3 separate regions of the Homo sapiens genome follow, and all the other regions are linked to region 2. Evidence: chromatin loops called from intact Hi-C (ENCODE). Cell type or tissue: heart left ventricle. All regions are shown on one strand. Links, peaks and the distances in the headings refer to the core of each region. The heading gives the core; the rest is flanking DNA. Region 1 overlaps LOC124904896 (a long non-coding RNA gene). Region 2 overlaps KIAA1755. Region 3 has its middle 29 kb from the start of LINC00489.

Region 1 (9,876 bases), core at 670-8,669, 320 kb after region 2:
CCCCTTCCAGTATTATGGGGGGGGGGTAGCACACCGGATGGGGCCCGTGGTAGCCAGCAACAATCCAGCTCCTTCCAAACTAAGGACACCTCCTCCACGATGTCCCGCACTTACAAGCACTGTGTTCTAGCACCGTCCACAGCCCCCGCGCTCCCTTCAGTACCGAGGACAGGTCCCAAGCGTCGACCGCTTCCCCCACCCCCCGAACCTTCTGGACCACATGCCTTGGAGGAAGGGGCCGTGTTTGCCTGATTCTCTCACTTCTCACTTTCTTCCCACACAGAGGTGGTGTTTAGGTTATCCTGGGCTGGCCAGGCGTCTTGGACTCTATGCACGTGTTTTCTCATTCATTAACTACCCTGAACCCCGCTCCCAGCGAAATGAACTACTGCTTCCATCATAAAGATATGGAAACTGAGAATCCTCCAGATCACATAGCAGCCACCATGTTAGCCAGACTAAAACCCAGGACTCCTTCAACCCCAGCCTGAGGCCTCACCAGGAGACTGTGGTGACAGAACTGGGACTCAAACCCGGGCTTTCTCCTCTTAAACCACAGATTGGAGGGAGCAGACACAGGCAAGGGGACAGGGAGGGAGAGGAGATTAAAGAGGAGTAAACAAGAGATTGCTCAGGCCTGCAGAGGAAGGGGGTCTGGCGGGATGGCAGCACATTGCTGCTGTGCCCCTAGCCCACCGGCTGACCTTCAGAAATCTTTTCTCTTTGAAGCCTGGAACAAGGTCAAGGTTCCTTCAAGGACAGACATCCAGGGATTGTATGCCTTTGAAAATGCTCGTGATCGGCCAGGTGTGGTGGCTCACGCCTGTAATGCCAGCACTTTGAGAGGCCGAGGTGGGCATATCACGAGGTCAGGAGTTCGAGACCAGCCTGACCAACATGGTGAAATCCCATCTCTACTAAAAATACAAAAATTAGCCAGGAGTGGTGGTGGGCACCTGTAATCCCAGCTACTCAGGAGGCTGAGGCAGGAGAATCGCTTGAACCTGGGAGGCGGAGTTTTCAGTGAGCCAAGATCACACCATTGTACTCCAGCCTGGGTGACAGAGTGAGACTTCATCTCAAAAAAAAAAGGAAAAAAGAAGAAAATGCTCATGATATAATGGTTCTGCTAAAAAAACCCTCTGATGGCCTGTTTATGTGAGAAATCCTGACTTCTCTAGTTTGCATTCAGGGTCCCAGACTCACCTCCTGCACATATCCTGTGCTCTCTTGGGCATGCCTTGGCCTCATTACATCTTCAACCTTCCCAGTGCTTCCCCTGTGCTTGTATGCCTTCCCCTCTGTCTAGCTGAGTCCCCAGTTGGGCGAGGTCCAGCCTGAGTCCCCATGGGAAGAAATGCCTGCTGCCTTCTCCCAGTCCCCAAGCCTCTGTTGGCTCATCACTGTATGCCCAGCATGGCCCTAAGAACTTTCATTATTCCCCTTAATCCTCAGAACCACCAGGCCAGGTAGGGTAGGATGGTGTGGTTAGAAGTGTGGGCTCTAGAGCCATATTCTCTGTTTTGAATCCTGCCATTTGGTAGCTGTGTAAACTTAGACAAGTTGCTTAGCCTCCCTGTGCCTCAATTTTCTCGTCTGTAAAACAAGGGTAATAATACCTCCTTCACAGCAGGGTGGTGGGGATTAAATGAGTTGTTACATGGAAAGCACTTAGAACAATGCCAGGCACATGGCAAATACATGATACATGTTGACTAGTGTTCTTGATATCTACAGATGAGGACATAGGTTCAGAAAGGTTAGGTATTTTGCCTAAAGCGACATAGCAAGGCCATGATGTGTTTGATTCCAGAGCCAATCAAACATTTCATATGTTTGATTCCAACCTACCCTCTTGGCACCTTAAGAAACTAAGACCCAGAGAAAGTAATTCACTTTCTCAGAGCCACACAGCCACTCATGACAGAACTGGATCCAGGTCCTTTGTCTCCCAACTCAGAGACCTCCCACTATACTGTACTGTCCCACTTGTATTTCCTGCAGCACCTAAACTACACTTTACAGTTTACAAATCACATTCACACCCATGATCTCCTATAATTCATACAACAACCCCTGAGGCTGCTATTATACCCTTCCTTCTTTTACAGATGGAGAAACAAAGCTCAGAAAGATGATGTAACCTGCACAAAGTTGCACAGTGAGGTAGGGCAGAGGCTGAATGTGAACGGACACATCCCAGCCCATCCTCCTCCCCTGTGTAATTGTGCCTCTTGTCTGCTTCCCAATGCAAGTGTAATCTCTGGGCACCGTGGAAGCCGAGAGCCTAGTGGAGGCAGAAGGTAAGCAAAGACTAGCCCAGGAAACAGTCTCTAGGAATTCACTAGAGTGGGTGACGCCTGTCACTCATTTCATTCTGGGAATGCTGCAGGAGATGGAAAGCCTCCCATCCCTGGAGGCAACTAACATGCCTCTAGTGGTCGTGTGGATGCCATGAGGCAAATATCACTGCTATTTCCATTATATAAATGAGGCTCAGAGGTGAGCATCACGTCAAGTATTTCAATTGGGAAAGATGATATTTTTAAACTTCCCTCTAAGCATGGGATCTTGCACTGCCCCTTACTGCTGAGCCAAGCTCCCTGGAGAGTCTCCATACCCTCCCCTTGACTCAGACAGGCCACCCTCCCTCCCCTCCTTGAGAGGTGTCACTTGAGCACTGTGGCTCTGTCAGTGGTAACAGCTGTAAGATTTGTCCTTTTAATCCAGAATCAATAACAAATTTCATTTAAAAATAAATTAAACCAGGCATTGGAAATCATTCACCACGTGGGCTGGAGCCCTATATAGCACCATCTAAATGGCTTCCTTTTGCTCATCTATCAATGCCAAGAGTGGGGGAAATACCTAGGCTGCCTGATTCATGGAGAAACTACTTAAATGTATCAGCCCCTAACAATGAGCAATGTAAGCCTGGAGTTGCACCTTTTAGCACACCAATAACATGTGGAGTGAGGCTTCATGAGAGCTTATCAGAGCCCCCATGGTCACTGGCTTTGAGAGAGCCCATTTATAAGGGGGAACAATGGCTTTAGTATGTAGCCGCCTAATTTCCAGAATGCATTACTGAGCTCTGAGGAGCAATGGAATTCTATTAAAGTCTTATCTGCCATGGGAGGGTATGAAACCGGTGCGGAACTCCAGGCTTGGCATAGACATGCCCAGAAAGCAGCAGGGCTGACCCTAGGAGGTGGGTGAACAAGCCCAGAGGGAGAGGGGGGAGCAGGAGGGGCCCCGGATGTGTGAAAATATGTGTGTTAATAAGAGCTCCGGTTTCCAGCGATTACGTTTACATCAGTGAATAAAACTTGGCAATAAAACATCGGAGCTGCGTCTCAGACAGCATTTCCTTTTACAGCCTGGTGTATTTCACTCATTATAACAGGAGGCAGGGAGCGCGAGGTGTCCCCATTTCTCCCCCTTTAATTAAATTTTCTAAATTACTGCCCAAGATTTGGATAAAGCGAAAGACTTACAGCTCCCCTAATCGCCATCGAGGCTCCCGCCCCACCACTGTGGTGGCCCTGACTGTACCGGTTTCCAATATTATTAAAGTGAAATACTGTGGGCATTGCCTGCCTGGGCTCTGGTTTTTAAAAAGAGATGCAGCATCAGGAAGAAATTGGCCCACGGTCAGGAAAGAGGCCTGGGTTTCAGGACGGGCTTTGCCATCACCACCTTGTGTGACCTTGGGCAAGTTATTTCTCTTATCTGAGACTCATGACTTCTCCTTTTCCCCAGATGTTCATCTTGAGGCTCTTAGAATTGATCTGGAGCTGGGGCAGTCCTTGGACCCACACTGGGACGACTGGGGAGCTTTAAGAATATATGGGTGCCCAGGGCACACCCCAGAGATTCTGACATAATTGGTCTTAGGTGAGATCTGGGTATCAGGGTTTAAAAAAAATTCCCCAGGTGATCACAGTCCACAGCTAGGATTGAACACCATTGGCCTAAACACAGAGTTATTAGATATTACTGGACTTGAGACTCTCTGGAGAGGCTGGCTGTGGCCAGGCCCCACCCCTGGGTGTTCTCTTTCAGACTGGCTTTTCGGGGTGGGTATCTGGGAATCTGCCTGCTCACTAAGCACCCCAGGTGTGTCTCGTGCAGGGATCCAGTGGGCTGCAGTGAGGATTCCAACAGAGGTGGGAGGACAAGGGTTCCTTGAATTGAGCCCAGCCAGCCTCGTGGAATGAGGAGGCCCCTCTGCCCCAGTTCCCCTCTGGAGGGCAGCACAGGGAGCCGATATGTGACCTCCCACTCCGGTCTGGGGTACTTCTCTCCTCTGATGACTGATTTCTTTATCTGTTCCACTCACCGCTGGCAGGAGCCTTGACTGGCCTCCACAGTCACATCATGTTCCCATCATAGGAACCCCAGGTCTGGCCCCTCTGCCCATGTGGTTCACGATCGCCGCAGACCCAGGTTTTCCACATGGACGGACTCCGAGCCTTTATCTGCACTCTGCCTCCCGCAGGGCTCCTAGGCCTCCTAGGAAGGCCTTGTCTAGGCTGAGAGCCATGCTTGGGCCAAGGGCTAGGAGCCAGGGACAGCAGGGGGGCCTGGGCACAGGAAATTCATTCATTCTGGCTCCTGCCTTTGCCAGAAGTCCTAGGGAGTGTCCCTGACATTTTTCTTCTGGATTCCGGTCTAAGTGGACCACACAGAGTGAAGACATAATCTAAAACCTAAAACTTAAATTTAAAGCATCTTTTTAATTTATTTATTTAAGACAGGGTCTCACTCTACTGCCCGGGCTGGAGTAAAGTGGCAGGCACTATCACAGTTCACTACAGCCTCAAACTCCTGGGCTCAAGCAATTCTCCCGCCTCAGCCCCCGAGTAGCTGGGACTACAGGCATGCACCACCACACCCAGATAATTTTAAAAATATTTTGTAGAGATAGGAGTCTAACCATATTGCCCAGGCTGGTCTTCAACTCCTGGCCTCAAGCGATCCTCCCACTGTGGCGAATGGAATTACAGACGAGAACCACCATGCCCAGCCAGCATCTCTAATTTTTAACGGAGAAGGCCATCAAAGATCAATCCTCATGTCCCTTTTGTGCAGACAGAGGAACTGAGGTCTAGAAAGACATGGAGAGAAGCCTAGGATCTCACAGTGAGGGAATGGCAGAACGAGGCCAAAGACCCAGGTCTCCTGACTCTAGGCCGGGGTCCTTCTTCCACATGCCACTTGCCTGAGGAGGTCAGACAGGATCCATCATCACCTGTGCAGCCAAGCAGCTCCTCAAAAAACATCCAGCTCTGTGGCTTCCCAAAGAGGGAACTTCTCCGAGGCCCAAAGAACCTTTTGTCCTAGTCTGCTCAGGCTGCTGTAACAAAACACTGCAGACTGGTTAAGCAGAAATTAGCAGAAATCTATTTCTCACTGTTCTGGAGGCTGGAAAGTCCAAAATGAAGGTGCCAGCAAGATAGGTTTCACTCTGAGGCCTCTTCTCCTGGCTTGGGGGTGACTGCTGTCTGGCTGTGTGCTCACAAGACCTCTTCTTTGTATGTGCAGAGGAAGAGGGTGGGAGAGGGAAGAGGAAGGGAGAAAGGGAGTTCTCTGGTGTCTCTTCTCATTATTTATTTATTTATTATTTATTTATGTATTTTGAGACAGAGTCTCACTCTATTCAGACAAGGCTGGAGTGCAGTAGTGTGATCTCAGCTCACTGCAACCTCTGCCTCTCAGGTTCAGGCGATTCTCCTGCCTCAGCCTCCTGTGTAGCTGGGATTACAGGCACCTGCCACCACACTCAGCTAATTTTTGTATTTTTAGTAGAGACGGGGTTTCACCATGTTGGCCAGGCTGGTCTTGAACTCCTGACCTCAAATGATCTGCCTGCCTTGGCCTCCCAAAGTGCTGAGATTACAGGCTTGAGCCACTGTGCCCAGCCTAATATCTATTGTCTCTTTTATAAGGACACTAATCCTATCAGATCAGAGCTCCACCCTTCCTACTTCATTTAACCTTATTTACTTCCTTACCCCAAATACCGTACAGCCACATTGGGAGTTAGGGCTTCCACATATGAATCTGGGGGACACATTCAGCCCATAGTATCCCTCCAGGCTTTGGCCCTCAGATTTGAACCTAAACCCACAAATTGCACTCTACCAAGGCCAGTAAGTACATGTGGCTCGTATCTGTGTTGTCCCAGCAAGAAGCCTAATGACAATCCCCATCAAAGGCAATTAATTGCATCAGGGAGGGGTTCCTAGGGCCCTTCACCCTGCAAACCAAGTGCTTATTAAACACCGCGGGACAGCAGGGTCTCTGCCAATTACAAGGCCCTGCTTGTAGGAGTGTTTTTAAAATCCTGAACTGACTTTAATGGCGTGGTTAATGCCAGTCTAAATATTCCATGGTTGTGAGTAATTAGCTAGGCCGATGCTGTCCAACAGAAGTAAAATGCGAGCCACCTGTGTAATTTTAAATTTTCTAGTAGCCACATTTTAAAAAAGTAAAAGCAATCAGGTGAAATTAACTTTCATAATCTGTTTTATGTCACCCAATATATCAAAAATATTATCATTTCAACACATAATCAATATAAAGCATTATTACTGAGATATTTTACGTTCCTTTTTCCATACCAAGCCACCAGAATCTGGTGTGTGCATTTTATACTTAAAGCACATCTCAATTTTGGACAGCCACATTTTCAGTGCTCAATGGTCCGTGTGGCTCATGACTACCATAGCGGACAGCACAGAGCTAGATGCCTCTAAGGGAGGCCTGGGCCTAGTATCTCCATGGACCCCACACAGGAGAAGGGGATGAGCATCTGTTGAGCGCTTCCTGTGTGCCAGACACCAGGATTTATCTCACCAAATCCTCGTGACAAGGATGGGACTGTTCATTCCATCTTACAGCTGAAACCACGAAGATTCAGAGAGATGAAGTGGCTGGGCTGAAGTCACACAGTGGCTGGGACCAAGGTCCACTGCCCCCAGCCTCTGCCATCAGAGCCCTCAGGTGGAGGCAGGCAGAAGACAGGGCCTCAGGCTTGGGGAGGACCTGCCCAGGTGGCTGGTAAAGCTGGGCTTGTTCAAGGATGCCTGCAGCCTCAGGGGTTAATCCTCCTTGCTTTCCCCTTGGGTGACAGCGTCTTCCTGAGATTTCCTGCTGCAGAGCAGAGGGAGCCTCTGAGGGCTGCCCAGCCTTCTCCAGCTTCAGAGAGGAAGCAGGGCCCCAGTGCCAGGGTGGTGGAAGCAGCAGCAGTAACAGCCATCATCCTGGTCACTTTTTTTTTTGAAGTGATGGGGTCTTGCCAGGCACAGTGGCTCACGCCTGTAATCCCAGCACTTTGGGAGCCCGAGACAGGAGGATCGCTTTAGCCCAGGAGTTTGAGACCCACCTGTACAATATAGTGAGACCTAGATTTTACAAAAAAAATATAAAAATTAGCCAAGCGTGGTGGCACGTGCCTGTATTCCCAGCTACTTGGGAGGCGGAGGTGGGAGGATGACTTGAGCCTGGAAGGAAGAGGTTGCAGTGAGCTGAAATTGAGCTGCTGCACTGCACTCCAGCCTGAGGGACAAAAAGACTCTGTGAAAGAAAGAAAGGAAAGAAAGAAAGAGAGAGAGAGAAAGAAAGAAAGAGAGAGAGAAAAGAAAAGGAAAGAAAGGAAGAGAAAGAAAGGAAGAAGAAAGAAAGAGAAAGAAAGAAACAGAGAGGAAAGAAGGAAGGAGGGAAGGAAGGAAGGAAGGAAGGAAGGAAGGAAGGAAGGAAGGAGGGAAGGAAGGAAGGAGGGAAGGAAGGAGGGAAGGAAGGAAGGAAGGAAGGAGGGAAGGAAGGAAGGAAGGAAGGAGAAAAGAAAAAAAGAAAAGAAAAAAAAGGATCTGGCTCTGCCACCCAGATCTCGCTCTGCCTCTCTGCTGCCTTGGAGTGCAGTGGCTCAATCATAGCTCCCTGTAACCTTGAACTCCTAGGTTCAAACGATCCTCCCACCTCTGCTTCCTAGGACCACTGGTGCACACCACCATGTTCAGCTAATTTTATTTTTTGTAGAGATGGAGTCTTGCTATGTTGCCCAGGCTGGTCTTAAACTCCTAGCCTCAAGCAATCCTCCCACCTCGGCATCCCAAAGTGTTGGGATTACAAACGTGCACCACTGCACCTGACCACAATTTTAATCAAATAAGTAGTTGTGCACCTAGCTGTTTAGTGTTTATCTCCCCTACCAGTCCATAAGCTCTATAAGGGCAAAAACAACACTCTCATTCTCTGCTGTATCCTCAAGGTTGCATGTGGCTCCTCCTTTGGCCAGCTGCACCCTGCAGGGTGGGGCTAACTTCTTCCAGGACCTCTCCAATCAGAGGGAGCCCCATACCTCCAGAGGCATCTCCTTCCAAGTCTGAAGCGCACTGTCCCTTAGAAAGGCAGCCCCGGGCCTGGGCTTGAGACCTAGCTCTGCCGTTTACGTACCCGGTGGCTTTGGGCAAATCTCTTAAGTTGGCTCAATCTCGATTTCCTCTTTTGTAAAATGGGGGATAGAAGAGCCAATTTCATGAGGTGCTTGGATTAGAGGCGACGGCGATGGGAAATGCTCTGTCCTCTGCCATGTCTGCGTTCCTTACCACACACACCTTCATTATCATCATTTGGCTGAAATTGCCTTCCTCCCTGGGACATCCATATGTCGGACCTTGGTGGACGTGGACCCTCTGGGGCCAGAGAACAGGGACCAGGCCTCCATGTTACTTGTCTGTGCCCTGGGCATCCCCAGGCCCCTCCCCCACCAGAGAGTGCCTTTCTAGATTTTCTTTTCTTCTCTCCTTCCAAGTGTTCTGGAGTGCCCACCATGCTGCATGCTGGAGCTGGGCTGCAGGGGTCCCGAGGCAGATGGCAGGCTCCCACCCTGGCGCCTCCCTTTGCAAAGCTGGTCTCCTCACTCAGGCCAAGACCAGGGTGCTCACCACACCTCACAAGACTCGCCGTGACTGTGACCTGGGCCTGTATCTGCCACCTGTCTGCCTCCTTGCCTCGCAAACGCTCCAGGACCATCTCATCTAAAATGCAGCCCTCATCCCTCTGAAGCCCCTAACCCTTCTATATTTTCCTCAACACTTACCCTTCTCTGCCACATTACATGTCTATTTCTTGGCCGTGTCCTCACTACATGTAAACTCCATGACAACAGGGCTGTGGCTCCTTGTTTCCTAGCAGAGGTCCTGGCGCCAAGTGGGAGCTCCAGAAATAATTATTGAATGAATACACAAATGTGATTTCTGAAACGTGTTTGTGCTGGTCTCCTCCACAGGACTGAGAGGCTTATGAGGAGAGACTGAGTGGATTTTGCTCGTCACTTTGCCACGGCAGAGCCCAGTACGTAGTAGGCCTTCAGCTATGGTTGGCCGGGTGAAGCCGGACACTCCACATCCTGGCAGGGGTTATTACTTCCTCATTGCCACGAGCTGCAGCCATCATTTGCTGAAGGCCCAGAATGTATCAGGCCACGTGCCAAGTGCATAACCTGTTTTATAATTCAATGCTCACAGCACTGACAGGTAGGGATTTGAATCTCCATTTTACAGGTGAGGAGACTGAGGCCCAGAGAGGTGCCCAAGGTCTGACAGCCGGCAAGTGGCAGATCCGGGACCCAGTTTGGATCTTCCTGATTCCAAATCATAAACCACACTTCCTGCATTGGCCGCAGGCTGGTCCCTGAGCTGGGCTCTTGCTCATGTTTCTCCTTGAAGCTTTAGAGTGACCCTGTGAGTGTGCACTGCTAACACCACCCTTTATACATGAGGAACCCAAGACTCAGAGGTGCAGAGGTGGCCCCAGCCTCCAGTCTACAGAGCTGGAGTTTTTAACCACAAGGAGGCCCCTTCGGCTCCA
Region 2 (9,876 bases), core at 593-8,592:
TCCTCATCAGCTAAACAGGGGATAATAATAGTACCTCCTCATGGGGTTTTTGTGAGGATTAATTTAGTTAATACGGGTAAAGAGCTAGGTCTATGTTAACTGAAAATAAATTTACAGGGCCGGGCGCTGTGATTCACACCTGTAATCCCAGCACTTTGGGAGGCCGAGATGGGTGGATCACATGAGGTGAGGAGTTTGAGACCAGCCTGGCCAACATGGTAAAACCTCATATCTACTAAAAATACAAGAAAGAAAAAGTTAGCCAGGCATGGTGGTATGCACCTGTAGTCCCAGCTACTCGGGAGGCTGAGGCATGAGAATTGCTTGAACCCAGGAGGCAGAGATTGCAGTGAGCCAAGATCACACCACTGCACTCCAGCCTAGGTGGCACAGTGAGACTCTGTCTCAAAAAGAATCTTAAAATAAAATAAAATAAATTTACAGGCACTTGCTCTATGGACCCACACAACTCAGGAAGCTCAGGGTCTGGTTCCCTCCTATAAGAGGGAGGAAATAAGGCAGCCGCCAGTGTTGGGCTCCTTTCCTGTGTAATCACAGTCCCTCCTCCCCACAACCCCAAGAGGGGGCATTTCATACCCAATTTAGTACACGAGGACACATAGGGCGAGGGTGCCTTTCGGTGGGCTTAAACCACACCGAAACCGATGCCCATCAATGCCCGCCCCGGGTCCTCTCTAGACCAGGGTTGCTCAACCTTAACCTATTCACATTTGGGGTTGAGCAATTCTGTTTTGTTGGGAGCTGTCTTGTGTATTGCGGCATGCTTGGTACCAGCCCTGGCTCTACCCACTGTTTGCACCCCACAAATTATGACAATTAAAAAAGTCTCCTGACATTGCTGAATGTCCCCGGGGGCAAAGTCACCCCTCATTGAGAACCGCCGGTCTATACTAACAGTGTAACATGGTGGCTTATTTACTTTTTGCCCAAGTGATCTTTTTAAAATTGTGTGTTTTTGAATAGGCAGTAAGTATATTCACATTTCAAATGGTCCAAAAAGATACCTACTGAACAATCTCCTTTTCCGCTTGTCCCCCAGGGTCCTAGCTTCCCTTTCCAGAGGCCTCCAATGAATCCACTGGTTTTTGAACTGTATTTTAGCTTTAAACCCTTTCCTTTACATGAAATCTTACCTGTAGACCCACTACATGGAAGTGAGAATGATGATAAACACAGTATGGGCTGGGCTCTGTTCTAAGTGCCTTGCATATATTAATGGGTTTAATCCTCACACAACCCTATAAGGCAGGAACTACTATGATCTCCATTTTAAAGAGGAGGAAGCAGAGACACAGAGAGGTTAAGTAACTTGCCCAAGGTCTCACAGCTTGTAAGTGATGGAGCTGGGCCGAAGTGGGACTCAGCTGAAAATGTTCCCCTAACTCTGCCCTCTTCCTTTCCTTACCAATCATGGTATCCCCACTGGCCTGGGAGTCGCTCAGGCCTGTCTCCTTTCTTCTCCCTCACTCATACTCAACACCAGTGGTTCTCAAAGTGTGGTTCCCCAGGCCAGCAGCATCAGCAACACCTGGGAACTTGTTAGAAATGCACTTTCTACCATGCCTCGCCCCAGAGGAACTGAAGCAGAACCTCAGGAGCAGAGCCCAGAGCCTGTGTTTTAACCAGCTCTCCAGATGCTTCTGATGCACCTGGAGTTGGAGAGCCACTGCCTCCCACCTCCCCTCTGTGCTCCTGAGATGCAAGAGGCATCCTCCTGGTTGGCCTGGGCTGACACCTGCCCTTTGGTCCTCTGTCCTGCAGAAGCTGGACCCTTTCCTTGCTGACCTCCACCAGGCCTCTTCCCTGCTACAAGCTTCCATCGAGGAATTCGAGAAGGCCGACCCCCCTGGGGGGATGCAGGTGAGCCTGGAGCATGGTGACTGGGGAAGCTACATCACACCCCAGACCCCATGGACCAAGGGCTTCGAGAAGGGGACGGCCTGGGGAAAAGGGGGAGGACATTATTCCTGTTTTTCATCATTCATTTGACTCATATTTGAGGGGCACCCACTTTGTACCCTGCACTGGAGACCAGCCTGGAGCAAACTGACTTATCCCTGCCCTCTTGGGGCTCGTGGTGCTGTGGCAGAGGTGGTAGTTTAAAAAGCAAACTATTATAAATGGGTATGTCATTCCAAATTGTGTCAAGTCCTGTGGAAGTAAGATTGGGAATAATGAGGGAGGGAGGAGGGCCTCTCTGAAGAGCTGGAGTTTAAGTTGAGGCTTGAAGTTTGAGAAGGAGCCTGCCTTTGTGGGGGGCTGTGCTCCAGGCAGGGGGCAAACACATGTGAAGGCCCTGAGGTGGGATTATACCTGGGGTGTTCAGGAGTAGCAAGGAGGCCAGTGTGGAGCAGAATGAGTGGGAAAGAAGCATGAGTGGAGCTTCTAGATGCAGCAGGAGCTGGACCAAGGAAGAGTTGGGCTGGGATTCAGTTCGAAGCCTGCAGGGAAAGCCACTGGAGAGTTTTAAACCAGGGGTTATCAGATTTGCACTTTGAGATCCGTTCAACTGCCATGTGGAGAACAGACTGTAGGGGGAGCCAGAGGGCAGCAGGGAGATCAGCGAAGAGGCTGGAATGGGTGTCCCAGCAAGAGATGCTGGAGGGTGGACCAATGAGGTTGCCGTGGTGACGAGAGGGGACATGGCTAGAGGGGATGTTTTAGAGACAGAAATGACAGACTTTCTGGAGGACCTTGAATGCCAAACTGGGAGTTGGACTTGATCTGGGTGTGGGGAGCCTTGGAAGGTTGCAGAGGGAGAGTGGGGATGGGGCCTCAGGGCACCTCCCTACGCTGGCAGGAGGCTACCAGGTGCCTGAGCAAGTCCAAGGAGCTGATGGAGGCTGTGCTGAGGGACCCCGGCCTACTGGGCCTCCAGCGGGAAGGTGGAGCCACCCTGGCCAGGCTGCAGCATGATGCCAGCAGGCTGGACTTCAGCCCTGATGTCAGGTACAGACGTCCAGGCCTTTCCTCTTCCACCCCATCCTGTTTCTGGCCCAGGAGCTTGGAGCTGGGACCACACCACCTAGGGCACACATAGCTGAGCCCCGAGGGCGCCCAGCTTTGCAGTAGTTGCAGGGCCTGTATCCCAGGCTGACGCCTGGTCACAGAAACCTGCCCTGAGCCCTGGCAATTTCCTCGCCCCTTCTCTGCTTTCCCTCCTTCAGCCCCAGCCATCTTGAGCCTGGGATGGGCATCAGAGGATGTCGCCTACCCATTTCTGGTCACCCTTTTGGAAAAGCACTTTCTCTGACCCACACACCACGCTGAACCCCTGCAAGAGCCTGCCTCATTTATTTCTGGCAAGAACCCTGTGAGGTCCACATTGTCCATTTGGCTGATGGGTAACTGAGGCTCAGCGAAGGGAAATAGCAGCTAGACAGCGGCTGGTAAGGGATTTGAAGCCAGGCCTTCTGGGCATTTAACCCCTACCCGGCCCTGCCTTTCCCGGTAGGCTGCTCAGACACACTTGTGAGAACCTCATGGTGTCTCAGGGGTCTCAGAGCCAGAATAAATTATAGACATTCCTGGAAAGTCCCAGCTTTCTTAAATTTAGGGGGTGGGGAAAAGTCAGTCATTAAATTGGTCAGTAATTGCAAGTATTTTCACCCTCTTAGAACACAGCTACTTATATTCAAAGTCAAGGGCTGGTATGCATGAGCTTTTAAGAACATTTTGTTTACAGAACCAAGACCTAAATAGCACTTTGTATGTGTCCAGCATTTTTCTCAGGGATTTACAAATACCAGCTCACTTAATTCACTCCGAGGTAGCTGCAGATATTATGCCTATTTTACAGTGGAGGAACCTGAGGCTCAGAGAAGGTAAGTGATTAGTCCAGGGTCACATAGCTGGGATGTGGTGGGGCCCGGACTTGAATCCAGGCAGTCTGGTCCCAGAATCTTGAACACACCACCCAGAGCTGCACTAGACTTGAGAGCAGGCTTACACAGATGGACGCACGGGCAGCACTGGTATGGGGTCATCTCCCTGCCCCTCAGTGCCTGGTGGGGGTTGGCACTGCCTTTCTCAGCCTCTTCCACCCTTACCTGCCCCACCAGCCCAGGCCCCTCCTGTCCATCCGAGGCCCCGCAGACCCGCAGCTACCAGCATCTCCAGCAGGGGTCACTGTGGTCCCACATGAGCTGCTGTGGGCGTTTGTTCTGCAGCGGGTCCCTGCAGCCCCTAGGCTGTCCCCGTCCCTCCGTCCCTCCCTCTCCAGGCAGGCAGAGATTTTCTATCCTATTCACGCACCCTGGGCCACACCTCTTCCCTGCAAGGGTGGCAACCCGTGGGGAGCTGCAGTCAGATGGGGAGGCTGAGGTAGAGCAAAGCACCCTCCAGGAAGTCAAAAGCTTTTCTTCCATCTTCTCTCTTCCATTTTCCCTCTGAAGGCAGAGGAGGGCAGAGCAGGGTTGGAGATTCCTCCCTTCACACAAATATCACCATGCCTGAAATCCCATCCACACTTCTTCCTTAGTGACTTGTGGCTTTGAGCATTTTTTAAAATTATGTGCAGAAACAGCCCTGGGTGGGGTTCCAACTCAGGTTGTCATCTGCAAGTCGATTCCCCTCCCTTGACCTCAGTTTTCCCATCTGTGAAATGGAGGCAGGGCCGGCAGGCATGTTGCAGCTACTTCCCACCATTGCAATAGAAATAGCACGGACCTGACAAACATCGTGCGCTGGGCACTGTGTTAAGTGTTTTGCACGCATGAGCGCTGGTTCTCTGCCCTGGCTGTCCCTGGAACCGCCTGAGGTGCTTTAGAAAGCATCAGTGTCTCAGCCGGGCGTGGTGGCTTATGCCTATAATGCCAGCACTTTTGGAGGCTGAGGCAGACAGATCACCTGAAGTCAGGAGTTCAAGACCAGCCTGGCCAATATGTGAAACCCTGTCTCTACTAAAAATACAAAAATTAGCCCGGCATGGTGGTGCGTGCCTGTAATCCCAGCTACCCAGGAGGCTGAGGCAGGAGAATCGTTGGAACCCAGGAGGCAGAGGTTGCAGTGAATGGAGATCGCGCCACTGCACTCTAGCCTGGGTGACCAGCCTGGGTGACAGAGTGAGACTCCGTCTCAAAAAAAAAAAAAAAAAAAAAAGGGAAACATCAGTGTGTTGGTTGCACTCAGAGTCTGACTTTGTTGGCCTGGGGCAGGGCACTAAGATTTGTTAAAGCTCCCAGGGCAGGTTATAATGTATAGCTAGAGTTGAGGGCCAGGGCGTTAGATCATTTAATCCTTACAACCATGCTATGAAGTGGGTTCTGTGATTATCTCCACCTCACAGAATAAAAAGCAGAGACATAGAAAGGTTGAGAAATTTGCACAGAGCCTCCTACTAGAAGGCAGCAGAGCTGGGCTTTGAACCCAGATCTGTCCGGCCAGCTTCATTCCCTTCTAGGGAAGGGGGAGGGTCAGTTCACTTCCTACTGTGTTCTCTTGTCCTCCCAGTCCCATGGAAGACCAAGGCTGAGGCCCTTGGTGAAGGGCCTGCCCACAGTCACACAGCAAGTTAGCTGGAAACCCAGGCTGGGGCCACAGAGATGGAGGGGCAGGCCTATGCGGGACAGAAGTACAGCAGGGTGAAGAGGGCAACAGAGGCCTTTTCTCACCTCCGCCCACCTCCCAGGAGCCATCTGGCTGCAGCCACTGCCTTGTACAGCCTTGTGGACGAGCAGCTTCATGTTCTGGTCACCGCTTCCAACAGCCTCCTGGGGAAGCTGGAGCTCCGTGTCCGCCTGGGCCGCCTGGAAGCTGCCATTCACCAGGTGAAAGGGGTGTCTGGCTTGGGGTGTGGGGGTTCTGCCTGGCCACATTCCACAGGAAAGCCCCGACTCTGGGCCCGTCCCTAGTCAGGTGCTTTGTTCTGGAGAAAGGACACCAAGCTGGCGATCCTTCAAAGGCCAGGCAGGCATCCTTGGGGCGTAGCACATGACCTGGTGCTCAATAAGTGCTCAGTGGGTGAAAACATAGCCCCAAGAGCTGCACTTATTGAGCGCCAACTCTGTGCCAAGCCCTGGGCCAGAGCCGTTGTGAACATCATTGCTTTCTGAACTCATGGGGAAGGTGCTAGGATTTCATCCACTGCACAGATGAGGAAACTGAGGCTGGGAGACATTATGTTACCTGCTTGTGGTTGCATATCTCGGGGTCTGATTCTGGAACCTGCACCTGGTGTGGCTTCATCTGACTGCCGGTGCCGAGAACCAACACATTCCTGTCAGCCTGGAGCTGTGGGGCACGGCACACTCCTGCATCAGACAGCCCTGGTTCATTCCTGGCTCCAGCACTTACTCGTGGTGTGGCCCTGGACAAGATGTTTAACTCTTCAGTGCTTCAGTATCTTCATTTGTTGAATGGGGGGTAATATCAGTACGTGCTACATTGGATCTGTGAAGATAAAGTGAGTGAATAGGCTCTTTAAGATGCCCCAGAATAAGAAAGGAACTTCCACTCGGGGTTGAGAGCCATTATATACCCTCTATCCCTCATTGAATCTTCATGTCTACCCCATTTTACCACTGAGTAAACTGAGGCCCAGAAAGGGGGAGTGGCTTACCATGTTCACATGGTGAGTTCCCAGCAGGCCCATGGACTTTCCTCTGCAGCCTGCAGCTTCTTCTCCAGCACTGTTTGCATGTGCACGCGCACACAAACACACACACACACCCGAACAGGGAGCTCATCACCCCTGAGGCCACCCCTTTTATGATCCGGCGTCTCTGAGTGGTTAGAGTAGCCTGAAGTTCACCACCCTGTGCCTTCATTCAGATAACTGTGCACTGAGGGCGTTGGCCAGGCCAGATGCCCTCCAGGGTCCCGCTTTGAAGAACATGACCACACACTCCCCCTCCCCAAGTCATTTCTTCCCACGCCCAGAATTGGGAGAATTTCAGTCCAAGCCAGTGGTCACAGGCCTAGCCACTGAATGAGTGAAGACAGAAGACCTCAGCCTGCAAGGAAGTGGGGGAGCTGGACAAGGGAGGTCTCCTAGCAGCCCCTCATGTCCAAATCTGCCTCTCCTGCCCCAGGTCAGCGACTGGATGGAGCAGGAAGGAAGGCGGTGCCTGCAATCACTGACCCCCAAGGATGGAAGTTTGGAGACAGTGGAGAAAGCCCACGCAGAATTTGAGAACTTCTTCCTCCAGGCTGCAGTGCGTTCCAGACAACAGAGGAGCAGGACTGGAGCAGATGGAGAGGGCGTTAGAGGGGGTGGCACTGCCAGGGCAAAGCTGTGGAGGTGGGAAAGAGCAAGAAAAGTTCCAGAGACAGTGAGGGAACCAGCTTGGATTGCAGAGTTCAGCTGAGATGTTATCTCCCCCAGAGATTCTTACCAGATGGCCAAGCCCAAAGAATATTCTGAATCCCCCAGAGGGTTTCTTAAAATGCAGTTTCCAGGGCCCCATCCTAGACCTAATAACTCAGCCTCACAGAGCCGGGGGTTGGAGGGCAGGGAAGCTGCATCAACGTGATGCGATGTGACAAGGCTCTGGACCACAGGGTGATTCAGCCCCGTATCAGCGCTCAGGAATTCTCAGGCCAGTGGGGAGCGGGGGCGGGGGCGGGGACAAACAGGGAAGCGCACAGTAAGGGAGAATGTGGGGACTCAGAGCAGGAGCCTTTGGAGTCAGAGAAGTTTTCCAGAAGGAACATCTAAGCAGAGCCCGGCTAGGCAAAGTGAACTGCCATGGCGAGGGCCTGGAGACTTCCAGAAGCGTGATAACTGCTCTTAATTGTTCAACCCTCACCAGGAGCTAAGCCCTGTGAGGTGGGTGCTATTAGGGTCCCCATTCTACAGATGAGGAAACTGAAGCTCAGGAAGTCTCCTGGCTCGCCAGCAAGGCAGCTGGAGGTTGCTGACCTCCGAGGGAGGCCCCAGCCAAGGTGGGTGCTGAGTGGGCGCCCCCTCCTCTCCCCTCTCAGGCCCAGTACCGCCGAGGCCTGGAGCTGTCCAAGCAGGCCGCTCAGCTGGGAGCTACAGCCAGAGGGGCTGGGGAGGCAGAACGTGCAGAGTTCCCAGAGCTGGCAGCCTTTGCCTCTACCCAGCGGGCCTTCCAGGCTGAGCTGACCCACTTTTACATGGCGGCCGAGCGGCAACGCACGGACCTCGAGACGCTGCTCCACCTGCACCGCTTCTGCAAGAGGGTGAGCCCCGCGGCCCACCTGCACAGATACCCCCCGATCCCCTGGCTGGGGCTATGGTGGGGACAGGGATACCTAGACACAGCCCCATGGCCTGACTGCATAGACACCGCCCCCATCCCTTGGATACCTAGACACAGCCCCCCCCCACCCACTTGCACAGACACCACCCCCATCCCCTGGCTGGGGGCACAGCAGGGACAGGGATACCCAGACACAGTCGGAGGCTCATCGTGATTCACTCCCCAAGTCTTGTAACAGGAAAAAAACAGAGGAAGGGGAAGAGCTGAGATTTGAACATAGATGTGTCTGTGGTACCCCGTGACATGCCTTATATGCTTCCCCAAAGAGAAGAGAAATGACGACAGATCCCTTCACCAAGCAGGCTTGACCATGGTGAGGATGAGGGGTTGTTGGGAGGGGAGTGCACATTTCTGAGTGTGTACACCATGCCAGACCTCCTGTGAGCACTTCACACACCTTACTTGACTTCATTCTTATCCATACCTCTTTGATGACAGGGAACCAATGTTGTTCCCATTTTACAGATGAGAAAACTGCCCAAAGAGGGCAGTGGTGAAGGATGATTTGATTTAGGAGCTGCCACCTGTCCTAAATTCATGTAGCCAAATCTCTCTTTAAAAAAAAATTATGGGAAAACTGAGGTCTGTGGGGACAAAGGAGCAGCCTGGGAGAGTGTGGTCCAGCTGGGACAGGGACCCCCATGGCTGGCCCAGACCCAGTGCCCTTGGCTGCCCCTTGCACTTGTCACCAAGGACAAAGCATGAGAAAGACCTGACCCCAGCCTCCCAGCTGTCAGGCCAGCCCCACGTGCAGGCCACAGCGATCACAGGCTGCTTCAGAGGGCAGCAGGAGGGACTCTGGTCAACTCACGCCTGGGGCCCTGGGAGGACAGGGCACTCTCTGTCTCCTTGGGACAGTGGGCAAGGGAGGCAGATGTTGGCAGTGGCAGCAAAGGGCTCCCCCAGTTCCAGCTGTGTACAGTTAAGAGCACGATACAGGCGGAATCCGAGCCTTGGAGTCTGGGGCTTCATGTCCTTGCGTGAGCTCTGTGACCTCAACCACAGTCTTCACTGCTCTAGGCCTCAGCTCTTTGCTAAGACCATAGTTAATGGCCGTGTAGTTCTTATGACAAGCCAGGCCCTGTTCTAGTCATTTCACGTATCATTTTATTGTCGCCCCGATCCTATGAGACAGGTACTACTATTATGCCCATTTCCACCTAAGGAAACAGAGAGGTCAGATAACTCACCCAGGGTCACACAGCTAACTGAGTGGGCAGAGATTCAAACCCAGACCATCTGGCTCTACTGCCAGCCTTACCAGCTAATGACAGATTTCAATGGAAGTAACCCCTGGCACAGGGCTTTGTTCAAATTCAGAATTGTTATTAACATCAATATTATTATTATCATTAAGAGGAGGAAGAAGAGGAGTAGTGCCTCCAGGGTTAAAGACATCTGGTAGCTTCTTTGCCTTGCCCACTGATTTCAGCCAATTTCAGCCCCACTGGCCTTCCCGGATCGATCAAACGTGCTCCAACTCTGAGGTCTTTGCACGTGCTGTTCCCTCAGCCTGGGAAGCTCTTCCCGTTGACCGGCTGGCTTCTTGTCTTTCTTCCGCTCTCAGCTCACACATCCCCTCTTTGCAGACACCCTTTCTGACTGCCCACTCTGGTTCTCTCTCGTCACC
Region 3 (9,876 bases), core at 1,260-9,259, 570 kb after region 2:
TTACTGAGAAGACATTGGAAGGCTCTTAATCAAGACACGACACGATCTGATTTGTGTTTTTAGAAGATGACTTCAATACCTCACCAACAGCCAAACACAAACAATTACATTCAGGATGACTATTCATAGGAGATCCAAAATCTCACAAAACTAACCTGTGGTGAGAGATGTCAAAATATTAGTTAACTTTCAGGGTTGTGGCCTTGGATGGGGAGTGAGGGAGTAAGAGGGCCTGGAAATGTTTCATACATTGATCTGCATGGGATGTACAAAAATGTAAAAAGTCTTCAAGATGTATACACAAGATTGGGGCTCTTTATGGTGTAGTGTACTATTTGTACACCATACCTCAATTTAAAAAGCAAAATAAATTTTAAAATTAGGCTGTGTACAGTGGCTTACGTCTGTAATCCCAGCACTTTGGGAGGCCGAGGTTGGGAGATTCCTTGAGTCCAGGAGTTCGAGACTAGCCTGCAACATAGTGAAACCCAGTCTGTACAAAAAAATTACAAAAAATTAGCCAGGCATTGTGTCATGCGCCTATGGTCCCACCTCCTCAGGAGGCTGAGGTGGGAGGATGGCTTGAGACTGGATGGCAGAGGTTGCAGTGAGCTAAGATTGTACCATTGTGCTCCAGCCTGGGTGACAGAGTGAGACTCTGTTGATATGGTTAGGCTTTGTGTCCCCACCTAAATCTCATCTTGAATTATAACTCCCATAATTTCTATATATCAAGGGAGTGACCAGGTGGAAGTAATTAGATCATGGGGACGGCTTCCCCCATGCTGTTCTCTTGATAATGAGTGAGTTCTCACAAGATCTGATGGTTTTATAAGTGTTTGGCAGTTCCTCCTGCATAGATTATCCTTCCTGTGACTTGTGAAGAAGGTATCTTGATTCCTTCACCTTTCGCCATGAATGTAAGTTTCCTGAGGCCTCCCAATCCATGTGGAACTGTGAGTCAATTAAACCTCTTTCCTTTATAAATTACCCAGTCTCAGGCAGTTCTTTATAGCAGTGTGAGAACAAACTAATACAGTAAATTTGTACCTCAGAGAGTGGGGTTCTGCTATAAAGATACCTGAAAATGTGGAAGCAACTTTGGAACTGGGTAACAGGCAGAGGTTGAAACAATTTGGAAGGCTCAGAAGAGGATAGAAAGATGTGGAAAAGTTTGGAACTTCCTAGAGACTTGTTGAATGGTTTTGACCAAAATGTTGTTAGTGATATTGACAATGAAGTCCAGGCTGAAGTGGTCCCAGATGGAGATGAGGAACTCATTGGGAACTAGAGCAAAGGTCACTCTTGCTATGCTTCATTTTGCTGCTGACCTAGAGATCTGTGGAACTTTGAACTTGAGAGAGATGACTTAGGGTATCTGGCAGAAGAAATTTCTAAGCAGCAAAGTGTTCAAGAGGTGACTTGCATCCTCTTAAAAGCATTTGGTTTCATGCATTCACAAAAAGATGGTTTGGAATTGGAACTTAGGTTTAAAAGGGAAGCAGAGCATAAAAGTTTGGAAATTTTGCAGCCTGATGATGTGATAGAAAAGAAAAACCATTTTCTGAGGAGAAATTCAAGCAGGCTACAGAAACTTGCATAAATAATGAAGAGCCAAATGTTAATTACCAAGACAATGGGGAAAATGTCTCCAGGACGTGTCAGAGATCTTCACAGCAACCCCTCCCATCACAGGCCTGGAGGCCTAGGAGCTAAAAATGGTTTCATGGGCCAGGCCCAGGGTCTTGCTCCTTTGTGCAGTCTCAGGACTTGGTGCCCTACATCCCAGCCATGGCTAAAAGGGGCCAATGTACAGCTCAGGCTGTTGCTTCAGAGAGTGCAAGTCCAAAGCCTTGGTGGCTTACAGGTGGTATTGGGACTGTGGATACTCAGAAGTCAAGAATTGAGGTTTGGGAATCTCTGCCTAGATTTCAGAGGTTGTATGGAAATACCTGGGCATCCAGGCAGAGGTTTGCTGCAGGGATGGAGCTCTCATGGAGAACCTCTGCTAGGGCAGTGTGGAGGGGAAATGTGAAGTCAGAACCCCCACATAGAGTCCCCACTGGTGCACTACCTAGTAGAGCTGTGAGAAGAGGGCCACTGTTCTCCAGACCCCAGAATGGTAGATGCATGGACAGCTTGCACCATGCACCTGGAAAAGCCACAGACACTCAATACCAGCCCATGAAAGCAGCTGGGAGGGGGGCTGTACCCTGCACAGCCACAGGGATGGAGTTGCCAAAGGCTGTAGGAACCCATCTCTTGCATCAGTGTGACCTGGATGTGAGGCATGGAGTCAAAGGAGATAATTTTGGAGCTTTAACATTTGTCTGCCCCACTGGATTTTAGACTTGAATGGGCCTGTAGCCTCTTTGTTTTGGCCAATTTCTCCCATTTGGAATGGGTGTATTTACCCAATGTCTGTATCCCCATTGTATCTAGGAAGTAACTAACTTGCTTTTGATTTTACTCATAGGCAGAAGGGACTCGCCTTGTCTCAGGTGAAACTTTGGACATGGAGTTTTGGGTTAATGCTGGAATAAATTAAGACTTTGGGGGACTGTTGGGAAGGCATGACTGGTTTCAAAAAGTGAACAGAACATGAGATTTGGGAGGAGCCACGGGCAGAATGATGTAGTGGAAGGAACCAGGGGCAGAATGATATGGTTAGGCTTTGTGTCCCCCACCCACATCTCATCTTGAATTGTAATCCATATAATCCCCACGTGTCAAGGGAAAGACCAGGTGGACGTAATTGAATCATGGGGGTGGTTCCCCCATGCTGTTCCTGTGATACTGAGTGAATTCTCCTGTGATCTGATGGTTTTATAAGGGGCTTTTCCCCCTTCGCTTGGCACTTCTCCTTCTGCTGCCCTGTGAGGAAGGTGGCTTGCTTCCTCTTCATCTTCTGCAATGATTGTAAGATTCCTGAGGCCTCTCCTGCCATGCTGAACTGTGAGCCAATTAAACCTCTTTCCTTTATAAATTACCCAGGCTTGGGCAGTTCTTTATAGCAGTATGAAAATGGACTAATAACCCCTGTCTAAAAAAAAATTAAAATTAACTGACAGTTTTACTGGCTAGCATTATTTTTTAAAGTAAGGTTTACTGGGATGTAATTTCCATACAATAAGATTCATCCTTTTAAAGTGTGCACTTGGGTGAGTTTTGAAAGACATAGTTACCAGTATACTCACCGCCACAATCAAGATATTGAATATTTGGCTGGGTGCAGAGGCTCACGCCTGTAATCCCAGCTACTCGGGAGGCTGAGGCAGGAGAATAGCTTGAGCCCAGGAAGTGGATGTTGCAGTGAGCTGAGATCGTGCCACTGCCCTCCTGCCTGCACTTGAGCCCAGGAGTTCGAGACCAGCCTCGGCAACATGGCAAGACCCCATCTCTAGACACAACAACAACAAAAAGATATTGAACATTTCTCTAGCCCCAGAAAGTTGCCTGTGCCCCTTTGCAGTGGATCCCCTCCCCGTTCCCTAGCCCCTGGCAACCACTGATTTCATTTCTGTGCCTGCAGTTTGGCTTTTTCCAGGTTGTCATTAAACAGAATCACCTGGTATTTAGCCATTGGAGTCTGCTTCCCTCACTTTACAGAATGCTTTTGAAATTAATTCATGTCATTGTGGACATCAGTCGTAGGTTTCTTTTCCCTGCACCTAGTATTCCAACATATGGTCGAACTGCAATTTATTGATCTATTCGCCAGTTGATGGACCTTTGGGTTGTTTCTAGTTCAGGGCAATTATGAATAAAGCTGTTATGGCCGGGCGTGATGGCTCACACCTGTAATCCCAGCACTTTGGGAGGCCGAGGCGGGAGAATTGCTTGAACCCAGGAGGCAGAGGTTGCAGTGAGCCAAGATCATGCCACCGCACCACAGCCTGGGCGAGAGAATGAAACTCTCTCTCAAAAAAAATAAATAAAATAAATCTGTTGCAAACATTTGTACACAGATCTTTGATAGACATGTGTTTTTATTTCTCTCGACTAAATAAGTGCACATTTAAGGTTAGAAGAAACTGCCACCATGTTTTTCAAAGTGGTTGCCAGGCACTAAATACATTATCTCATTTTATTCTCAGAATAGAGGAGGTAAGTGAGGCTAAGAGAGCCTAAGCAACTTTCCCACAGCCCCCTGGTTAGTGAGAGGATCCCAGAAACCCTCACTACCAAGCTCCTCCAGAGACCATGCACATGAGCAGGGCTAGGCTCAGACAAGTCCTAGATGAAAAATTAGGACCATGATGGAGGAGACAGTGGTGGGCCACATTACCCTTCCAAGTAAGATCAAATGAAAGAAGAAGAAGAAGAAAGAGCCAGGTGACATGAAAGTGGAGAAAATTACCAGTTACAAGCAAAGCATTAATTCACTAGAAGCCAGCCGTTCTCTTCTGCTCCCAACATCCCTCGGTCCCATGGCAAGTTTTCAAATTAAAGTGCTGAAGGCCCCCTCTCTCCTCTTCCTTCCAGGTGGCCAAGGTTGGCAGGACTGGATGTTGTGGCATGAATATTGTCTGGAACCAGCAAACCAGTAGCCCCACCCACCGCTAGCCCCAGACAGCCCTGGAGCCTGCCAACTGGGAGGTGGCACCGCCACCCTGAGACAGGTCTGACCCCTGCAGGCCCACCAGGAGAATGGAGGTTAATGAGATTTTGATGAACCCGCAGTTTCCATTTTGTGAGGGAAAAGGCTCTGAGCCCTGCTCATTAAAGGGAACTGACCTGTAAAATGAGCCTGGGGATAGATGGCAGGGTAGCAAGGCCAGCCAAGAGAGGAAGGGGGAGAGATGGGACCCCAGCAGCCTTGTTGAAGCATTCTAGCTGGATGGAGAGAGCAGGCCCAGAGAATGGAAGAGATTTTTGCCCAAGGACACACAGCAAATCAGATTAGACCTGGGTCCTGGAAGGGGTAAGGGGATTGGAGGAGAAAACCTGAGAAACAGGGAGATGGGTAAAGAGACAGACAGAGGGAAATCCACTGACTGTGTATTACATAATAATGTCTACCATTCACTGAAGGCCTACTCCATGCCAGGCACTGGGCTTAGTATTTGTCATCCCATTGTCTCATTTGATCTTCACAACTCTAGGAGCTAGGGATTGTTACCCCCATATGGAGAAACAGGTTCAGAGAAGTTAAGTGACTTGCCCAAGGGCACTAAGCCAGCCAGGTCTACCTGATTCCATGCTCTTGATCACCTGCCCCAAGCTTGGGGTGACCCTAGGTTCCATTTGACACATGCCATCCTGGAAGAGTGCCACTTTCACCGTCCAAAGTGACTCAGTTTAGGAAAAATATTGTATGACTGCCCTACCTAGCCTGCATCTTATAAATTGCTTCCTGTGTGGCACGTGTAGCCCAAGATGCAACACACAGCGTGTGCTCAACAAATAGTCAAACCTAGATAAGATGCCATTTTTGTTACATCTCAAAATTGAGGCAGTAGAGCACAGTGGTAAGAGACTTGGGCTCTGGAGGTAGCCAAACCTGGGCTCAGCCCCACCTGCTTGACCTTGGACTAGTCACTTGGCCTCTCTGAGCCTCAGTGCACTCATCTGTAAAGTGAGGATAACCAAGGATTCTTCCCAAGGTTACAGGGATGCCATGAAAAGAGGGGTAGAAGGTACCAACATAGGTTTGCTCTGACTACCCGGCAGATACAGGATTTTAGCCTCCATTTTTTCTGGAGCACAGCATGGATTTCCACGGCATGTACCCAATCTGTGTTTGCCCTGGGATAAAGCCTGTTCCTTTGTTGACTTCGATGACTTACTTTGCAGTTGCCTGCTCTAGTGCCTTTGCACAGGCTGGGGCTTTTTGTTTGCTTACAATAGTGCTGTCCAGGCACCATTGTAGCATATTATCTATGTAAACCCACTTAATCCTCACAATAATCCTCTGTTTACAAATGAGAAAATTAAGGCACAGAGAGGTTAGTTAACTTGTTCCAGGATCACTCAGCTGGCTAGTGACAGAGCTGGAATTTGAACCCAATCAGTCTTGCTTAAGAGTCTAGCCTTTCCAGCACCTCCCTCTGTCCTGGGGGTGCTATCCCACTCCCACCACTGACCCCACCTCTGCCTTTGCCTGGATAACTCCTACCCACCCTTTGTGCCTTTGTTGTAATACCATCTCCTCCAGGAGACCCTCCCTGACTGCTCAGCCTAAATCACAATTCCCACCCATGCCTATAGAATAATTGCTCACCCCACTCTCCCCGTTTCTTCAGAGCTAAATTCAGTGTGTTATTCTCTATTTATCTGATGATTTGCCTTCCCTGCTAGACAGTGCATTCCAGGAGGGCAGGAGCTATTTGTATATTCTGAAACAGTAGCAGACACATTGCAGATGCTCAATAAATATTGGTTGAAGGAGGGAAGGAATGAATGAAAGAGGAAGAGGAGGAGGGGAGGAACTAGAAGCCCCTAGTTCCCAGGCCCTAGGAGCTGCATCTGACGGTGTTTCATTGTTCTGGGATCCCGGCCAAGGATCTGCGTGGTACATGGTGGGACCCTCGTACTTATGACTGACTGCATCAGTAGCCCGGCAGACCCAACCCCCCAAGCCCTGGGGCTCAGGGAGGCCCAATTGGGCAAGGCCTAGTGGCAGGCCCAGGGCAGGTAGGGACCAAGCCCTCGATAGCCACAGCCTTTCCTCTCTGGCTAAATCCTCCATCCCCCAACCCAACCCGAGCCCTCCCTTCTCCCTTCTTCTTTTCCTTTCTGAGATGAAGCAGTGAAATGATTTTTCTACTTGAACAGTTTTCAATTAAGATTAAGAAAAATGTGGTCTGCAGTCACTCGGCAAGAGGCCCTGGCAGCCCTGTCCCTTCAGGGACTGGGGTTTTCTAAGCCATTGACAGAGCTGATTCTGGAATGAAGGGAGTTTGAAAGAGACTTCTCACACCCTCTGCCTTCCCCCGACCCAACCCTCAGCCTCATGACTTGGCCTCCTACTATCTTTCTGGGTAAGGGCCTGGGATCTGGAATCAGACAGATCTGGGTGGGTTCAGGCTCTATCCCGTGCAAACTGTTTAACCTCACGCAGGTCCTCTACCTCTCTGAGCCTTCTTTCTTCATCTATAAAGTAGGTCAATGGCAAACCCTCTCAAATGGTCCCTGCTTCCCACCCAGATCAAAGGGTCCCCTCCTGGTCTCCCAGACTGTGGAAGAATAAACAGCAAGGGTGACACAAAGATGTTTAGCTGGGGTAGGACAAGGTGGGCCGAGCCTCCGAAACCCCAGGGCCAGGGCAGAAAAGAGGAGACAGAGGCTGAGAGTGAGGGAGGCTTAACTGATACAAGAATACAAGAATAGATGGAAGTGGGCTGGGCGCAGTGGCTCACACCTGTAATCCCAGCACTCCAGCCTGGGAGACAGAGCAAGACTCCATCTCAAAAAAAAAAAAGAAAAAACAATAGATGGAAGTGTCCAGGGTGACTCTCAAAGGCTTGACTCAGAGGTCAATCAAGGCCAAAGAGAAGGGCAGGGCTTCTATGTGTGTCATTGGGCAGAGGAGGAAGGAGACAGAACTCTGAGGCCACTTAATTCCCTTCTAATTCTGAAATCTTTATGACTAGGGTAGATTCTATGCTGTTTGAGAATGTTGCTTTTCAAAATGGAAGTCGCTTTTTTTTATGCAGATGAATGAAAGGCATGTACCAATTGTAGTTAATCCCGGGGTCAGGCACACCCGGGTCTCTTTTCCTTCATCTCCCGTCAGTAGTTTTTTGATCCTGGGCAAGTTACTCAACTTCTCTGAGCCTCTCCAAAATAATGTATAATTTTCATACTCCTGTAAAAAATTCTTTTGTAAATCGGCTTTATTGGAGTGTAATTTACATATGATAAAACTCATTCATTTAAAGTGTACATTTCAGTGAGTTTTGAAATTTATACAACCATGGAACTACCACCATGATCAAGAAAATAAGCTTTTTAAAAATTTTTTTGAGACCGAGTCTCACTCTATCACCCAGGCTGGAGTGCAGTGGTGCAATCTCGGCTCACTGCAACCTCTGCCTCCTGGTTTCAAGCAATTCTCCTACCTCAGCCTCCCAATTAGCTGGGATTACAGGCACCTGCCACCATGCCCAGCTAATTTTTGTATTTTTACTAGAGATGAGGTCTCGCCTTGTTGGCCAGGCTGGTCTTGAACTCCTGACCTCAAGTGATCCACCTGCCTTGGCCTCCGAAAGTGCTGGGATTACAGGCATGAGCCACCGTGCCCAGCCTACGAAAGTGAACATTTTAATCATCCTAAAACATGCTCTTGTGCCCCTTCCCAGTCCTTCTGTTTCTTTTAATATAAAAACAATAAGTTATTCAGCCCCCATGACAACAAATTTCGGCAACAAATAAGCATCCAGGAAGGTGTTCAGTGCATACTGTGACTTTGCCCATCTGCTCCCTGCCCCCTGCTCACACAGAGACACTGTTATGTGGGCCCAGTGACACAACTGTCCCTTGTTAGGAGGTATAGCATGTGATGGTTCCCCCAACACCAACTGCCAGTGGTGAGCCACTAGACAGCCTGTCTTTCCCCACAGGGACAATAGCAGCTGGCACGGGGCTCCCTAGACCACTCACTGCATGTCTTCCTATCCCAACACCTCCATGAGGCTGTCAGCCTCTCCAGGGAGGACCTGTGTCTGCCTCGTATCATTCACTATTGACTCCTCAGTGCCCAACAGGTGCCTAGCACACAGTAGGTGCTCAATAAGGGGGTATGGAATGAATGAATGAGAAGGGGGCTGCCAGCCAGAGGACCCCGATGAAGTGTGAGGAACATCAAATGCCTCATGGGAGGTGAAAGTCCCACTTTGCCAAATGTCCCACCTGGCTACTGTTATTTAATATTCTTTAAATTAGCTCAACTAGTTTTTATTCTCTCTACCTTTGCCTCACCTTAAGAAATCAGATCCGTCTGTAACCCTAGCACTTTGGGAGGCCAAGGCGGGCAGATTGCTGAGGTCAAGAGTTCCAGACCAGCCTGGCCAACATGGCAAAACCCCGTCTCTACTAAAAATACAAAAATCAGCCAGGGGTGTTGGCACATGCCTGTAATCCCAGCTACTCAGGAGGCTGAGGCAGGAGAATTGCTTGAACCCAGGAGGTGGAGGTTGCAGGGAGCCGAGACCCAGGCCTGCCAATTGTATGCATTCTGCCATGTTTGTTTTATCATTCTCTCTCTCTTGCTCTCTCTCTATATTTGTACTATATATATGTATAGTTATTTTTTTTTTTTTTTTTGGAGATAGAGTCTCATTCTGTTGCCCAGGCTGGAGCAAAGTGGCAAAATCTCAGCTCACTACAACCTCTGCCTCCCATGTTCAAGCGATTCTCCTGTCTCAGCCTCCCAAGTAGCTGGAACTACAGGTGTTTGCCACCATGCCCAACTAATTTTTGTATTTTTAGTAGAGATGGGGTTTCATCATGTTGGCCAGGCTGGTCTCAAACTCCTGAACTCAAATGATCCTCCCACCTTGGCTTCCCAGAGTGCTGGGATTATAGGCATGAGCCAACATGCCCCATAGTTAGACAGAGTCTCACTCTGTTGCTGAGGCTGGAGTGCAGTGGCTCTGCCTTATCTCACTGCAACCTCTGCCTCCCAGGTTCAAGCGATTCTCATGTCTCAACCTCCCAAGTAGCTGGGATTACAGGTGTGTGCCACCACATCCAGCTAATTTTTGTATTTTTAGTAGAGACAGGGGTTTCTCCATGTTGGCCAGGCTGGTCTCAAACTCCTGACCTCAGGTGATCCACCCACCTCGGCCTCCCAAAGTTCTGGAATTACAGGCCTATTTTTCTAATATGCATGAAAATCAATACTGCACTAGATTGTATAATTATTCAACAATA

Evidence for each region. Peaks named below come from ENCODE experiments on the same cell type or tissue, not always from the same donor. Only the 100,000 strongest peaks of a DNase experiment are listed, where the experiment ranks them.
Region 1: a loop joins it to region 2, with 2.3 times the contacts of the local background. A loop is called at or near these places in 23 of 110 quality-filtered maps.
Region 3: it touches region 2 in a loop (4-fold over the local background); 10 of 110 quality-filtered maps call a loop at or near these places.

What each region holds. Positions count from the first base shown.
Region 1 is chr20:37,891,753-37,901,628 of GRCh38, reverse strand. LOC124904896 (a long non-coding RNA gene) reads left to right here. Exons shown (of 3, transcript XR_007067576.1): 3 at 2,112-3,348. Among named protein-coding and RNA genes, the nearest start is that of VSTM2L, 6.4 kb to the left of the region's middle. RefSeq lists a silencer at 4,221-4,270. In heart left ventricle, for the core only: a CTCF peak has its summit at 4,236 (motif pointing right); no DNase peak of the experiment used is centred there.
Region 2 is chr20:38,215,543-38,225,418 of GRCh38, reverse strand. KIAA1755 reads left to right here. Exons shown (of 14, transcript NM_001029864.2): 9 at 1,783-1,881; 10 at 2,822-2,970; 11 at 5,651-5,789; 12 at 7,053-7,175; 13 at 7,945-8,166. Among named protein-coding and RNA genes, the nearest start is that of KIAA1755, 40 kb to the left of the region's middle. RefSeq lists enhancers at 5,789-6,290, 6,705-7,904. In heart left ventricle, for the core only: CTCF peaks have their summits at 2,321, 2,535 (motif pointing right), 3,938 and 4,141 (motif pointing right); DNase peaks (open chromatin) are centred at 2,578, 4,138 and 7,549; H3K27ac peaks cover 499 bases.
Region 3 is chr20:37,646,806-37,656,681 of GRCh38, reverse strand. No RefSeq gene overlaps it. Among named protein-coding and RNA genes, the nearest start is that of LINC00489, 29 kb to the right of the region's middle. RefSeq lists a silencer at 4,555-4,707. In heart left ventricle, for the core only: a CTCF peak has its summit at 4,640 (motif pointing left); a DNase peak (open chromatin) is centred at 4,593; H3K27ac peaks cover 271 bases.